Linked DNA regions of Homo sapiens: regions 2 and 3 are each linked to region 1. A link is a contact called in ENCODE Hi-C or POLR2A ChIA-PET data. All regions are on one chromosome and are shown on one strand. Each heading gives the region's core, a stretch centred on a gene start or an enhancer-like site at or near the end of the contact. The rest is flanking DNA. Distances are from core to core; before and after follow the strand shown.

Region 1 (4,423 bases), core at 692-3,191:
TGGAAGCAGGAGCATGGTGTGGTAAGAGCCAGACGGACCCAGGCTTCTCCCCGCTCTCCCGCCGGCCACCGGCGTGACTCCGAGCACCAGTGTATTCATCTGCAAAGGGGAGAGGAGACTTTCTAGGCTCAACACCCTAAGAAGTCCTCTGACATCCAAGGCCCTGCCTCATGTGTCCCCGTGACCTCCTGGCTTTCTTTTCCACCCCTCTCTCCCTTATACACTCTGTTCTGGGCACACGGGCTCCTCCACTAATCCTCAAACACTGACTTGGTGTTGCCTCAGGGCCTTTGAACTGACTGTAGCCACCACTTGGAATGTTCTTTCTCCAATAACTGCATGGTTCTTTTTCACTCAAGTCTTTACTCAAATGTCATCTTTGTAATGAGCTGGCCCTGACCACCTGATCACTACGGTCCCAGCCCTGTCCCCACCAACACTCCCAATCTCCTTATTCCTGCTTACATAGCACCCTCACCTCCTTACAGACAGTATCCTCTGGATGTTGATGGTGTTTCCAGCCTGCATCTCCTGTTGGAACATAAGAGCTGCAAGCGTCGGGGCGTGTCCACACCCTTGTCCGACGTGTCCCTGGCATCTGGCACAGTGCCCAGCACGTACCTGTCAGATGAATGTTGAATTAATAGGATTTGTGTGAGGACCGAGTGAGCTCACACAGCCAGATGAAGCTGGTCCACCCGTACGGGCTGGCAAGAGCCGTTGGCCACATTCTCAGACATTTTGTGAACCCGTTGTTGAACCCAGCCATGATTACAAATTAAATGATTGGCATTTACAATTAAATTATGTAAAGAACAACAATAATAAATGCTCACTACTGACTCCTTCCTAGTGATTTCCTCAGATTCACATGTTCCCGGGTTCTTTGTGTCCCCTGTGTGTGGTGGAAAACGCCACGCAGGGGCAGCTGCTGCTGCACATCTCGGCCCAATTCTGCCTTCAGCGCTGTCCTAATGGTAGCTTGAAGCCAGCTATGGCTGGAGCTTTTACTCAACAGAAATTGGTAAACACGACAAATCGTGACTTGATTTTTTCTTTTGTTGATTGTCTATACTTTAGAAAGTGATAGAAAAAAAAAAAAGAAAGTGATGAAAAAGTGTTAATCATGCAGATTAAACTTAAAAGTGTGTCCTGTTGGCTGGGCACGATGGCTCACGCCTGCAATCCCAGCACTTTGGGAGGCCAAGGCGGGCAGATCACTTGAGGTCAGGAGTTCGAGACCAGCCTGGTCAACATGGTGAAACCCCGTCTCTACTACAAATACAAAAATTAGCCGGGTGTGGTAGCGTGGTAGCGGGCGCCTGTAATCCCAGCTACTCAGGAGGCTGAGGCAGGAGAATTGCTTGAACCCAGGAGGCGGAGGTTGCAGTGAGCCCAGATTGCACCACTGCACTCCAGCCTGGGTGACAATAGCGAGACTCCATCTCAAAAAACAAAACAAAACAAACAAAAAAGTGTGTCCTGTTTGTAGCCATTATGTTCTTTTGTTCCTTCTTTTCTTCTTCTTCTTCTTTTTTTCTTTTTTTTTTTTATACAGGGTCTCACTGTGTCACCCAGGCTGGAGGGCAGCGGCAAAATTTTGGCTCACTGTGATCTGCAACTCTCGGGCTCAAGCAATCCTCCCACCTCAGCCTCCCAATTAGCTGGGACTACAAGCGTGCACTTCCATGCCTGGCTAATATTTTTGTATTTTTTAGTACAGACGGGTTTTTGCTGTGTTGTCCAGGCTGGTCTCAAACTCCTGGGCTCAAGTGATCCAGTGGCCTCGGTCTCTCAAAGTGGTGGGACTACAGGCATGAGCCACCACACCCAGCCCATTATGTTCCTAAGAGCACAGGAATGGAGGAAGTAGTATTAAAAAACTATTCCCTGATTTATGAAAGAAGTTCCTGACATCATTATGAACGAGAAGTTTGACCTATTCCTTCGTTGTTTCACTTTCGTTTTACTGGTTAACTTAAATGAAAATACCCACAGCCATTCAAGTCAGAACCACACTCATTTATCAAAGGCAAGCCTGGGCTGGCAACTGATCCCAGAGTTTGGCAAAAAAGCAACAAAAACCTTCTGTGAATCCATCAGTATATGGAGCTTACAATGAAGAGTATCTTCTATTTTATTATTTGTTTATTTATTTTATTTTATTTTTTTGAGATGGAGTTTCCCTCTTGCTGCCCAGGCTGGAGTGCAACGGTGTGATCTCAGCTCACTGCAACCTCTGCCTGCCAGGTTCAAGTGATTCTCCCGTCTCAGCCTCCTGAGTAGCTGGGAATACCGGCATATGCCACCATGCCTGGCTAATTTTGTATTGTTAGCAGAGACGGGGTTTCTCCGTGTTGGTCAGGCTGGTCTTGAACTCCTGACCTCAGGTGATCTGCCCGCCTCGGCCTCCCAAAGTGATGGGATTACAGCCGTGAGTCACCGTGACTGGCCTATTTTATTATTTGTGAATGGCGTGCTATGCATCCTTTATATCTGTAATATTTATTTATTTATGAAAAAAAAATATTTTAAGAACGGAGTCTCGCTCTGTCGCCCAGGCTGGAGTGCAGTGGTGCGATCTTTGTTCAGGGCATCCTCCACCTCCTGGGTTCAAGCGATTCTCCTGTCTCAGCCTCCCATTAGGTGGGATTACAGGCACTCACCACCATGCCTGGCTAATTTTTTGTATTTTTAGTAGAGATAGGGTTTCACCATATTGGCCAGGCTGGTCTCAAACTCCTGACCTTAAGTGATCCTCCCACCTTGGCCTCCCAAAGTGCTGGGATTACAGGTGTGAGCCACCGCGCCCTGCCTATCAGTAATATTTACAATAAATAAATAAATAAATAAATAAATATACATGCATGCATACATTTCTTTTTTTCAGAGAGCCAATTGTTAATGCTAAACATTTACTAGCATCTCATACAAGCACCAGCCCAGAGGAGGCATTTAGATTACTGTAAACAAATGAGAGATGTTTAATTAGGCAGGGCTGAGGGAATTAATTCAACTCCATAGATAGCCAACCCCAAAGAAGGCTAGGAGACAGGAGGCCTGACCAGGCCAAGGGCGCAAGTGGTAAGAACCAGGTGTCAGTAGGGCAGGGACCACAGCGTGTTCGACAGGGTCATGACGAAAGGTGCAGCCCAGTCCTGAGGATGGTGACCTTGGCCTTTTGGGACAGTATCTTTAGCTCATACTTCTGGGACAAGGTGTTCCTTCCTGTGGGCTGCACGCATGCCCAGAGCTCCAAGCCCCTAGGCATTGTCCAAAGGCTGAGGGCCACATGCCCCTGGACGCATGCCCCGTTATCCTTGGGGTTGCCTGATGCTGCTGCCTGCTCTCCATTCTCCCAGCTGTTTAGGGACTGACCATGTCTATGCTGCCACCATCTATATCTGCTCAACCCAAGGAGGGGCTGATCTAACCCTGGCCCTGACTCTCCTCTTGCTGCTGGGAAAGAATTGTCCTTTTTTAAGTTTATTTTTTAAGTGTGTTTGCAGAAAGCACGCTTTAGGTTTAGTGGTCAGGGAAGGCTCACTGAGGAAGGAGTGTGTGGCTTGTCATCTCTAGGTTGGGGAGGAGCTGGGACAGCAGGTGCCAAGGCCCTGAGGTAGGCACCTCCTGAGTGTGTTTGAGGACCAGAAGGAAGGCAGGAGCAGTGGGCAGCGTGGGCTGGGGGAGTGGGGTCAGATGGCAGACTGAAGAAGGAGGAAGGCAGTTTGCCTGAGTGTCTGTGACTCGGAGTTTGGACTTGAGTCTCATTGTTATGGCAAAGCTTTGGAGGTTTTAAGCAAGGAAGTGGGGGGACCAGATAACGGGGTCAGACCCAGACCCTGGGGCCACAGGGCAATTCCTGGGACTAGAGGAGGAGCTGTGGGATCAGCAGGGACTGGGGGTAGAGAGCCACCATGCCACTGCCCTCCCCAGAGGGCGTTCTCCTGCAACAGGTCAGCTTCTTCGAGGCAATGTAGAAGCAACATGTCTCCCTCAAAGGAGTGTGAATTTAAAGACTCGAAGGCCGAAGACGGAGATGCCGGCAGCCAGGTTGCATAGCTCTGTGTTCTGGCTGGGCCATTTATTCACTCTTTGACCTTGAGCAACTGATTTCACCCCCCTGTGCCTCAGTTTCTCCATCCTGAAATCGAGGCTCATGATGAAGTGGTTGGTGGTCACGGAGGTTAACTGGATTAATAGGCAAAGCACTTAGCACTGTATCCAGCGAGAGTGAGTGCACAACACATGGAAGCTATTACTGTTATTTTTATTGTTGTTATTATCGCTATTAGGACAGAGAAACACCCGGGGCAGCCAAGCCCAGGCCAGGATGCCTGAGCACACTGCCCTGTTGGCAGAGCGGGTGGGGATCCTGGACCAAGGCTCATGGGTTGGAGCCTGTCGGGGTAAATCCTCTCCA
Region 2 (4,423 bases), core at 855-3,354, 130 kb after region 1:
GCCAGTCAGGGCATGGGGACGCCAGGCAGCAGTGTCAGACTTGGCCATTGCCAAGTTCTCTCTTGTCCCCGCCAGGCAGAACAGGTGCACATCCAGGTCAACCTGTGACCTCGGCCTTACTAACCCTTGTCTAGGCAAACCTGGGAGCGAGATGGAATCAAATAAGAACCAACCTATACTGGGCAGTGATTACTCTAAAAGCTTATGCAAGAGCCCTGCTCCTCTGTTGGTACCCTACATGTCGATGCCGAGACTGAGGCTCAGAGAGGTCTGGTCATTGCTCACACCGGCCCCTGCACTGTCCCAGGCTGTCTCTCTTGCAGCAAGGGAAAATGGCTCTTTAGCCTCTGTTATGTTTTAACCATAAGGCATTTTCTCACGCAGGGCTTTCCAATGTTGGCCCACAGACAAGAAGCCCACTGGACATTTGGGAAGAGGAGTTTTAGAGAGAAGAGGATGGAGGAAGGCTAGAGTCACGGTATTGTGTGTGCACGTGTGTGTGTTTACACGCCTGAAACGAATGACTGCGTCGGTCACATGTGCGGTGTGCCCACATCCTTCCCAACAAAGATGAGCTCAAAAGCGTGAGGGAAACACACCGTGCAAAGACCAGCTTAGGGGATTCTGGTGAATGTCCAGAGATCCAAACAGCAAGACCCCCGCCGCTCCTGACTCAGCAGGGATGCTGGATGCAAACTGGCCCTGATACACTGGGCCCTGGGGTCTTCTCCACGTCATTATCCTGGAGGGTTTAAGTCCCCCGAGGCAGGAGCCAAAGGGAACAGCAAGCTTGAGATTTTTCTGAAGCCTCTTCCGTTGACAGTGCCTTTCCATTCATCTGAAACAAACTCTGAAGGACTCCTCTCTATGGAATCGGTCCCCAGAGGTGGAGGCTGCTGCTCCATCCCAGCCCCTCTCATCCCATCCTCTCCTGCTTCACGCAGCCCAGGTGAGGCCTGCCCTGCAGAAGGCTACAGGGAACACGGGATGGGGCAGTTTCTACCTGCCTGCTGAGCTGCTCTGGTGACTTAAAACAAAAGTGTCAGGAGCCTCTGGCAGGAGGAAGGGAGGAATAAAATCCAGCATTCAACCCAAGCATCTCTGTTGCCCATGAATTCATCCTTTTCAGTGATCCGTCCACCAGAATATCCTACTTTGCCTGGGTCATTTCACGCCTTCCCCAACGAGGCGAACCCCAGCCCAACGTCCAAAGCTTTCCTGAAGCCCCACTGCCTCCACCACCCTCAGTAAGCGAAGAGAAGGGAAGATGCATGGAGCCCCGCCCCATCCCAGAGACGGCCCGGTGCACAGGGACGTGCAGGTCACACAGATTACAAGGCTGAGGAGGGGATGGGATGGGAAGGGGTCCGTGTGGAGCAGCAGCCTCCACCTCCGGGTCTCTGACTCCAACGAGGCAGAGACCACCTTCCCTGACGCCTCATCCCTCCACCTGGCCCCTTCCCAGCATCTGCAACCCACTGGTGTGTCTTGGTCCCCCAGGCAAGGGTGATGTCTCAGCCATCTCTGCAACCCTTGCCCCACAGGGCCTGGCACGCAGCAGGATGGGGGTGACGGAGGAGAGAGAGCTCTCCGCACCTTCCTTCCCCCACCTGTGAGACGGCGATGAGTTGGCTGGACGCTACGATCTCTAGGAACCCCATTAGGCTCTAAAATCCTGGCAGTTTCTAAAATGCACAGTAAGCTAACTGTTCCCAGCAAAACTGAAGCACGTCTGGCATAATTAGCATCACACACACATGTGCACACGGCGGTACTGGACTCATCCAGCCGAGAGGCTGGACTCTGCCAGCTTCCCGCTGACCACAGAGGCAGCCAGACCCAGCTCTGGAGTCTGCTCGCAGAGCCCAGCCGGCTGTGCACGGGAGGGCGATTGATGCGGCTGCCAGTTCGAAGAGGCAGAGCAATAAAGCCTCGGCGACTGCGGTGCCTTCTGCTGCCGGGGTGGGACCCCTAAGCTTTTCAGAGGCCTGGATGCTGAGGGGGGCCCACGGGAAGCTGGCTCTATTAGGCTCAAGCTGCCATTTCTGACATAAGTGGCAATGTTAAGTGATGGGCGCACAGCCGGCCGGATTCTGCCATCCCAGGCCTAGAACCTGCCCCATGGTCACGGTCGAGCTCGGGAGCGCCGACATCCCGCATGCACCGAGACAGCCTGGCTTTTCCAGCCAGAGGGACTGGGAGCAGCAAGGCCGGAAAATACAGGGCCAAGCGGGGCGGGGATGAATCGCAGCTCCTCGCGGCATGGGCGGCACACTCCCAGAGCCAGAGCTGCTGGGAACTGGGAAGGCAGGGTCTCCGCTCCGGCGATTAACTCTGCCGATCTGCAACATCACGGCTAATTAGGGAAGGTGTAAATCACTGGGAGGAAGCGGGCAGGCACATCCTTCAGGTTGATTACCAGCACGGTTTAGGAAAAGATAACCAGGCCCGGCCTTTCTTCTGTTCCTTTGCCAGCCGTGGGGGCGGGGTGGGGGCCGTGGCGGGCGGGCAACAATCCGCGGCAGGTAGGAGGAGAGAATGTACCAGGCCTTTGAGTGCTGTTTCTGTTTTAATTTTTTCTTAGTCATATGGAGTGACCTTGTGGATTTCCCAGGGAAATTAAGAAAAATTCCACTGAACAGATCTCACAGCTGTTACGAGTTTCTGAGCTTCCGTGGGTCCCGTGCATTTACGACTGTGACGACTTAGACTCAGGACGTGCACGTGATGCCGTACTGGGCTTTTTCCATTCAGCGTGATTACACGGTGTTATTCATTAAGGGCTGGAGACTCTGATGGCAGGAATCATTTGTTTTTCTTTTTCCCTTAAGGCATTTGCAAATATGCTTGGAGGCAAAGGGACGCTGGGTACATCTAATAAATAAAGCAAAATAATTAATAGCTCAAGCAGTCTAGAGACCACTCCCAGTTGCTCCTGAACCAGGCTTTTGAGAGCCAATCGTTCTGTTTTCATTCCCTCTCGACTTCGTCCTTGAAATACACATTACTGGGAAGAAAACAGCCAAGAGATTTTTCTGAACCCAAAAAGAATGTTTATTTTTTTTCCCCTAGATTTTATAGGAGCTTAACGTGGGCAAACCAATGAGATGATTCTAAACCAAAGCGCCCTCGTGGGCTCCACGCTCTCAGCCTGTCCATCAGCAGCACACCTGGGAGATTCTGCCCAACCTAGGGAAAGGAGGAGCCATAGGAGCTGGGCAGGGAAGGCCAGAGCACACACGCTCCGGGGACGCACACCCACGCCTAGAGCACACACGCTCCGGGGATGCACACCCACGCCCAGAGCACACGCGCTCCGGGGACGCACACCCACGCCCAGAGCACACACGCTCCAGGGATGCACACCCACGCCCTGGACCCCAGCAGAGGGATCAAGGGCTCAGGCATCCCCAGTGCCGCCAATCACGTGGCCCTCTCGAGGTGAAGCTGCGACACTGTGTGGAAACCCAGGGGAGATGGGAGAGGCCTGAAGCGGGAGGCGGGAGGACCGCATAGCTGCAAATGCATCTGGGCGTGAAGACGTCCCTGTGTCATCTCTGCAGGACCAAACAGTCAATTAGTATCCAAATACTTTTAGGGGACAGAAAGACGCTCACGGTTCCTGTCGCAGGTCCAGGTTATTCGGTGCCATAAAAAGGCACACGTCGACCTTCACTGTTTCCTGCAAACACAGCTGGGACATCAGCCCGGAAAGGAATGTAACCTGTCAGGCCGCAAATCCCACGGTTCTCACTAGGAGCAGGAAAGGACCCTGGTCTCCCTTCACATCCACCAAAAGCTCACCCTGACTAGAGAACCAAGCAGAGACTGAGGCCAGAGAATAACCAAGTAGCAAGGAGGGGAGGGGTCTTCACAGACAGAGGCCTTGCTATGGGTGGGCTCTGGCTTCCAGGTGGTGGGCTCTGCGGGCCAGAGCTTGGGGCGCAGGAGGCCAAGGTCCAGGTCCCAGACACATCCATTATGGCCAAACACAAGAAGCCCTCAGGCCTGCCCAACACGGCTGTGGGCACCGGTGCCTCCCCAGACCCTCTGGGCAGCCCATCCTTGCACCTGGAGGAGCAGCTCACCGTGCCGTGGAGGGTGGCCGCGAGGTTCATCTGGGCCTCCGAGCCTCCCAGCGCATCCCACTGCTCTGCAGAAACAGAATAATCACCACCCAGGCTGGTGGCTTCCCAACTTTTCCGTGACGTTCCCCTAGGCAATTTAAAAATGGAGTGAATACTGATAATAATTTGACTAAATTTAGGTGTTCCCCTTAGGCATCTGATTAAATTTCATGAACTCTTTTTCAGGCTTGCAGCCCAAATTCCCCTTCTCTCTTGGCTTCACGGCACGGGCTTCTTGACCACCATGTAGGGTCAGCAAATTCCGCCTAACAAGCCGGAGCTTTCCTTCCTTCCCG
Region 3 (4,423 bases), core at 560-3,059, 85 kb after region 1:
GTAATCTATTGGTAATGGTGGAAATTTCATGAAAATTTCCCCTAAACCATAACAAAAACTGTCCTCCTTACCCCAAAAGTGCTGGAGGAAAGATGGTTGCATGACTTGACCTCTCTTTGAACTTGAAATGCTACCTTCCTACCCGGAAATGCGACACACTATACTTAAAAGGCCAGATGGCTGCAGGCTGTTTGCACCCCTGGCTCTGCCCAGGGACACCCCTCTCCTGGTTCTAATGCTCAGACCCAGGAGGCAGAGTCCGCAGCCCGAGGGAGCTTCAAGGCCGAGGGGTAGGACCTGCAGGGCCCACACCACCCTTCTGATGGAGAGCTTTGCACATGCATTCACACACACATGCCTGGCGGGATCGCAGAGGATGGGTCTCGTGGCAGGAGTGGGCAGAATGGGGTGCATTTTACAGAAGAGTCACAGAGAGGCTCGCCCTCGGCGGAGGACACACAGCTGGGTGGGCGTGTGGGAGTGCAGGTGTGCTGACTCCGAACCAAGGGAGAGCTCTCCGTCCTGAGCTCGCTGCCCCTCACGATGCACACGGCTGATGGCTGAGGTCAGCGGTCTCTTCCCTGAGTGGCAGGTGTGGTCCCTGGGACTTCATAAACCATCCTCATGACAGTTTTACACTTAGAGTCCCCAATGCACTCCCAGGAGGTGGCCTGGGCAGGCAGGCATCATTATTCTCATGTTACAGGTGAGGAAACTGAGGCTGAAGGAGGCAGAAGGCCACATACCCGGGGAGAATCGCAGGCAGCAGGGGCCAGGCCCCTTCCACAGCACTGCCTCTCACCCTTCTCCCGACCAACCCCCAAGGGCATGCCTCTGGCTTCATGAACCTTCGGGGGAAATTAGCTTTCTAGTTTGGGGGCGGTTCCCTCTGACTGGAGACAGGACAGAATGCTTTCACACCCAGGAACGGCCGTGCAGCCTGGCTTAGAAACAAGGGACGAAGTGGATCCTGAGGCTCATTCCCTGGGGACTCCAAGAATGGGGCAGGCCCAGCTGCGCAGCCAGTCCTGGCTCCACTGACTTAGGCTGCACCCCTGCACATATGTGTGTGTGTGTGTGCATGCGTGCGTGTGTGCATGTGCGTGTGTGTGTGTGTGTGTGTGTGTGTGTGTGCGCATTTTCCCAGGGGACCTCTCCTCCTTCCTCTGAGGCAAAGTGGCCTGCAGGGGCCCCTGCAGAGCATACAGGGAGGTGCTTCCTTCCCTCTGCCCAGCGAGCAAAGGGTGGAGCCTTGGCACCCCCAGCAACCCCCTCCAAGGGTGGAGCCTTGGCACCCCCAGCCCCCACCCCGCAAGGGAAAGGGGAAGCTGCACGAGGAGCAAGATTTCATTCCCCAGAGGGCACAGCTTGGGCAGATTCCCATCATCTAGGGGCTGTGCCCCACATCTATTTCTGCCAAACAAGAAGCAGACGAGGGGGCTCAGGGGGGCGGGCCTCACAGGAACGGAAGCACCACCCCACCTCTATTCCCTGTGGCCTCCAAAAGAGCTGGGCAACCTCTGCCAGCCACTACCCCTTAGCCCAAGGGGAGTCCTCATTCCAGAGCCAGCATCTTCATCTTGTCCTGATGCCCTGCCCACCCCCGCCGAGCTTCACACTGGGCTGCTATGGAAAACTGAAAGGTCAGAGGGTGGAGGTCCTCTCCCTCCTGGACATGGAAACCTCCCCCTGCCTGGCACTTCGGCTGGTCAGGAACAGTGGCTGCTCATGGAGCTGCCCTCCCACCTTCAGACCCTCCTCCTCCCCCGCAGGGGTGGGCTGGGGCCCTCCCTCCCTCTGTACTTGATCCATGACTTGTGAGTTCTGAGTCCTCAGGGCCGAGACTTGAGTCAGAACCTTCTGGAGCAGTACGCATTTCCCCTCTGCACCTGGTGAGGACACCAGGCTCCTCGCTTCCTCCCCAGATCTCTGAGTGCTCACCCGACCCCCCAACCCTGGCGGGACCTTCCAGGGCTGGCAAGCATCGAGCCTGACCACGTTGCCTCTTGGGTGCCAGCACGCCCACATCAAAGGTGTCCCCTCTTCCCAGAGGCCCTGAGCAACATCGGGCGACGCTGTCAGCAGACATTAGCAGCAGAGCTGCACCACGCATCAACTTTTAAGTATGCGCACACACGTACGCCAGCCAATAACATTAAGTGTCATTTTAAAAAATGGGTTAAATAAGCAGCATTGCTGAGGATGGCCGTGCAGGGCTGATTATCCCCTATTTGCACGTTCTGGCGGTGGGAAGGCTAGAAGTCTAATGACTGAATTATCGCCCTAATGCCTCTCGCTGGCTGGGAATAATCCCGGGGCAACAGCTGCCGCGGGGTTTTTGGCTGGTTTCCTCTAATTGCATCCAGATTAAGGGAGTTGTGGAGGGGCGGGGCTTCTCCATCCCCCGCGGAGCAGCGTCTCCTCCGCCAAGCCCTGAACACCCAGCTCATGGCTTCCGAGGTCCTGGCTGGTCCGAGAGGTGCAGACCTCACTGGGGTCCGGGCCAGCCCATGGGGAGCGTGAGGTGCGAGCAGTGCACGGTGGGGGTGGCACTTGGTGCAGAGATGCAGCTGATTGGTCCGGGTCAGGTCTTGGGGAGCAGCAGGGGTGAGAAGCTGTAGGGCCAGGAGACTCAGAAGGAATGCCTTCTACTAGGACCTTCCCAAGTGAGGGGAGCCCTGGACCTGTCTATCCTCTTCCTCCCTCCCAAACACAGCGGTTCAAAGGCACGAGGTATCTAGTGAAATGCTAGGACCAGGGACGCTATTCCCCTGGAGCAGGCGGGTGGGGAAGGAGTGCTCCAAAGCAGGCATTATTAGGACACAGACTCTCCAGAGTCCCAGTTGTTTAGCCCTCCAAATTCTCAGCCTACTGCCACCCGACTGTGCAGAGCGGACAATAAAGTGGCAGGCCTGTCCCCCACCCCTTAATGCTGAGCCCAGCCACGTGACTTGCTGTGGCCAAGGGGAGAGCTGCAGGTGTGGTGTCCACCAAGGCTTGGAAAGGCACTTGCTGTCTCTCCCTCCGTGCCTTTGGCTGTGCCATGGCTGGCCTGCAGGAGGGATGCAAGAGACCACAGAGCAGGGCCAGGTCCGACCTCTGCACCATGAGCATCCCCTGGGACTTAACAACCCACTGGCCCTAAACAAACAAGCCCAGCCTAGACCAGAAGAATCACCCTGCCCAGACTGCTGACTCCTGCCCTAGATCAGTGCTGACTGTTGCAGGCCACCGAGTGTTGGCGGATTTGTTACACAGTATTGCTGTGGCAATGGATATAACTGGTTTCTAGCGGAGGGTCAGGGCAGAAGCTCCAGCCACCTCCCTAGCCCAGAAAGGCAACCCTCTCTTCCCAGAAGCAACATGGATGAGAAGCCCACCCCATTCCCACCACAGGATCCCCCACTGCTAGACAGCAATGGTCGGTACCCCAGGATCTGGGCACTGATGGGGCTCCAGGACGGTCTCCTCAAAAGGCTCTTAGGCAGACAGACCTGGGAACTTGGAAGTACCTGCTGGACGACCTGGGTTCATGGAGAAAAGAGAAGCCGAGAAGGTGGAGGAGGCCGGTAAGTGGTGACCTCCGCTTTCCTGCTGAGGAACACTGCTTTGAAGTGGCATGGCCCAGCAGTGCCCACCCTCCAGGGAGAAAAGCTTTGAGTGGGAAGAAGCCTTCTATCCTGGTCCCCATGATGGTTCTCAGCACATCAAGGGTTTTTCTCCCCAGAAGGACGCGATGGAGGATTTCAGGAGGGATTTGGTCTCCTCGCTCAAGGAGTGGCTTTCTGTGCAAATGGCTCGACACTTCTAAGCTGGCTGGGAGTTCTCACAGCATAGATCGCACACCCTTTTCTGTCCATCTCTAAATCCCAGAAGGAGCAACTGATACACAATCTTTTGGAAGAGGGAGAGTCTGTTGGGAAGACCTCATTCCCACATAGAAGGCAGAGAGCCCTGAGTGCTGGCTCCTTCACTGTGGTCGCTCTCACGTCCGACCACCTGAGAAGCTGACTTACATATCTGAGTTCACAGGTCCTGAAGGGAAGTGGAAGAGTCTAACTATTTCCAGGTGTCCTTGTCTTGGTTGGTCAGCTAATACACTACCACGTCCCTGGGACAAAGCAGATCATTGTCAGAGGATCTTGCAAACACAAACACGCACGCACGTGTGCATGCATGCATGCACGCAGGGACACACGCACACATCGACCCATTCAAGCCCCAGCTGGTTGCTGTATTTGGTGGAGTTGACCTTAAACAACGCCAAGGAACCTCACGTAGAAGACCCCCAGCAAAGAAAAAGGCATCAGATGCTTCTCCAACAGCCTGAGGCTCAGGCTCCTGGGCAGACAGTTCCCTTCGTGTACCAGGAGGACGAAATGTTTAAACGGATAAACATTACAAGCGCCAGCTCCTCAAGCCT

What was found. A loop is a pair of places that touch in the nucleus more often than their neighbours do. ChIA-PET counts read pairs that join two places held with the same protein, here RNA polymerase II (POLR2A). Pooled maps may share reads with other maps.
Region 2: a loop to region 1 is called in a map of K562, with 2.2 times the contacts of the local background. The contact joins two enhancer-like sites. A Hi-C loop is called at or near these places in 29 of 168 maps with a recorded cell type or tissue (A673, B cell, CD8-positive, alpha-beta T cell and 19 more), 14 of 37 single-sample maps with no recorded cell type and 23 of 50 pooled maps. POLR2A ChIA-PET finds 5 or more read pairs at or near these places in 10 of 52 experiments (A549, AG04450, Caco-2 and 7 more).
Region 3: a loop to region 1 is called in a map with no recorded cell type, with 2.1 times the contacts of the local background. The contact joins two enhancer-like sites. A Hi-C loop is called at or near these places in 10 of 168 maps with a recorded cell type or tissue (B cell, GM12878, HepG2 and 6 more), 6 of 37 single-sample maps with no recorded cell type and 11 of 50 pooled maps. POLR2A ChIA-PET finds 5 or more read pairs at or near these places in 10 of 52 experiments (Caco-2, H1, HepG2 and 5 more).

The regions. Positions count from the first base shown.
Region 1 is chr17:79,851,035-79,855,457 of GRCh38, forward strand. No RefSeq gene overlaps it. Among named protein-coding and RNA genes, the nearest start is that of CBX4, 14 kb to the left of the region's middle. RefSeq lists an enhancer at 1-398. Within about 2 kb of position 1,942, at least 7 of the 41 ENCODE cell types and tissues checked have a DNase peak (open chromatin) inside an H3K27ac peak, as active enhancers do.
Region 2 is chr17:79,975,972-79,980,394 of GRCh38, forward strand. The region is part of intron 3 of TBC1D16 (TBC1 domain family member 16); the gene reads right to left. LOC124904073 (a long non-coding RNA gene) reads right to left here. Exons shown (of 2, transcript XR_007065930.1): 1 at 4,089-4,423; 2 at 3,031-3,557. Among named protein-coding and RNA genes, the nearest start is that of LINC01979, 51 kb to the left of the region's middle. RefSeq lists a silencer at 2,224-2,403. Within about 2 kb of position 2,105, at least 7 of the 41 ENCODE cell types and tissues checked have a DNase peak (open chromatin) inside an H3K27ac peak, as active enhancers do.
Region 3 is chr17:79,935,807-79,940,229 of GRCh38, forward strand. TBC1D16 (TBC1 domain family member 16) reads right to left here. Exons shown (of 12, transcript NM_019020.4): 12 at 1-4,423. Among named protein-coding and RNA genes, the nearest start is that of LINC01979, 11 kb to the left of the region's middle. Within about 2 kb of position 1,810, at least 3 of the 41 ENCODE cell types and tissues checked have a DNase peak (open chromatin) inside an H3K27ac peak, as active enhancers do.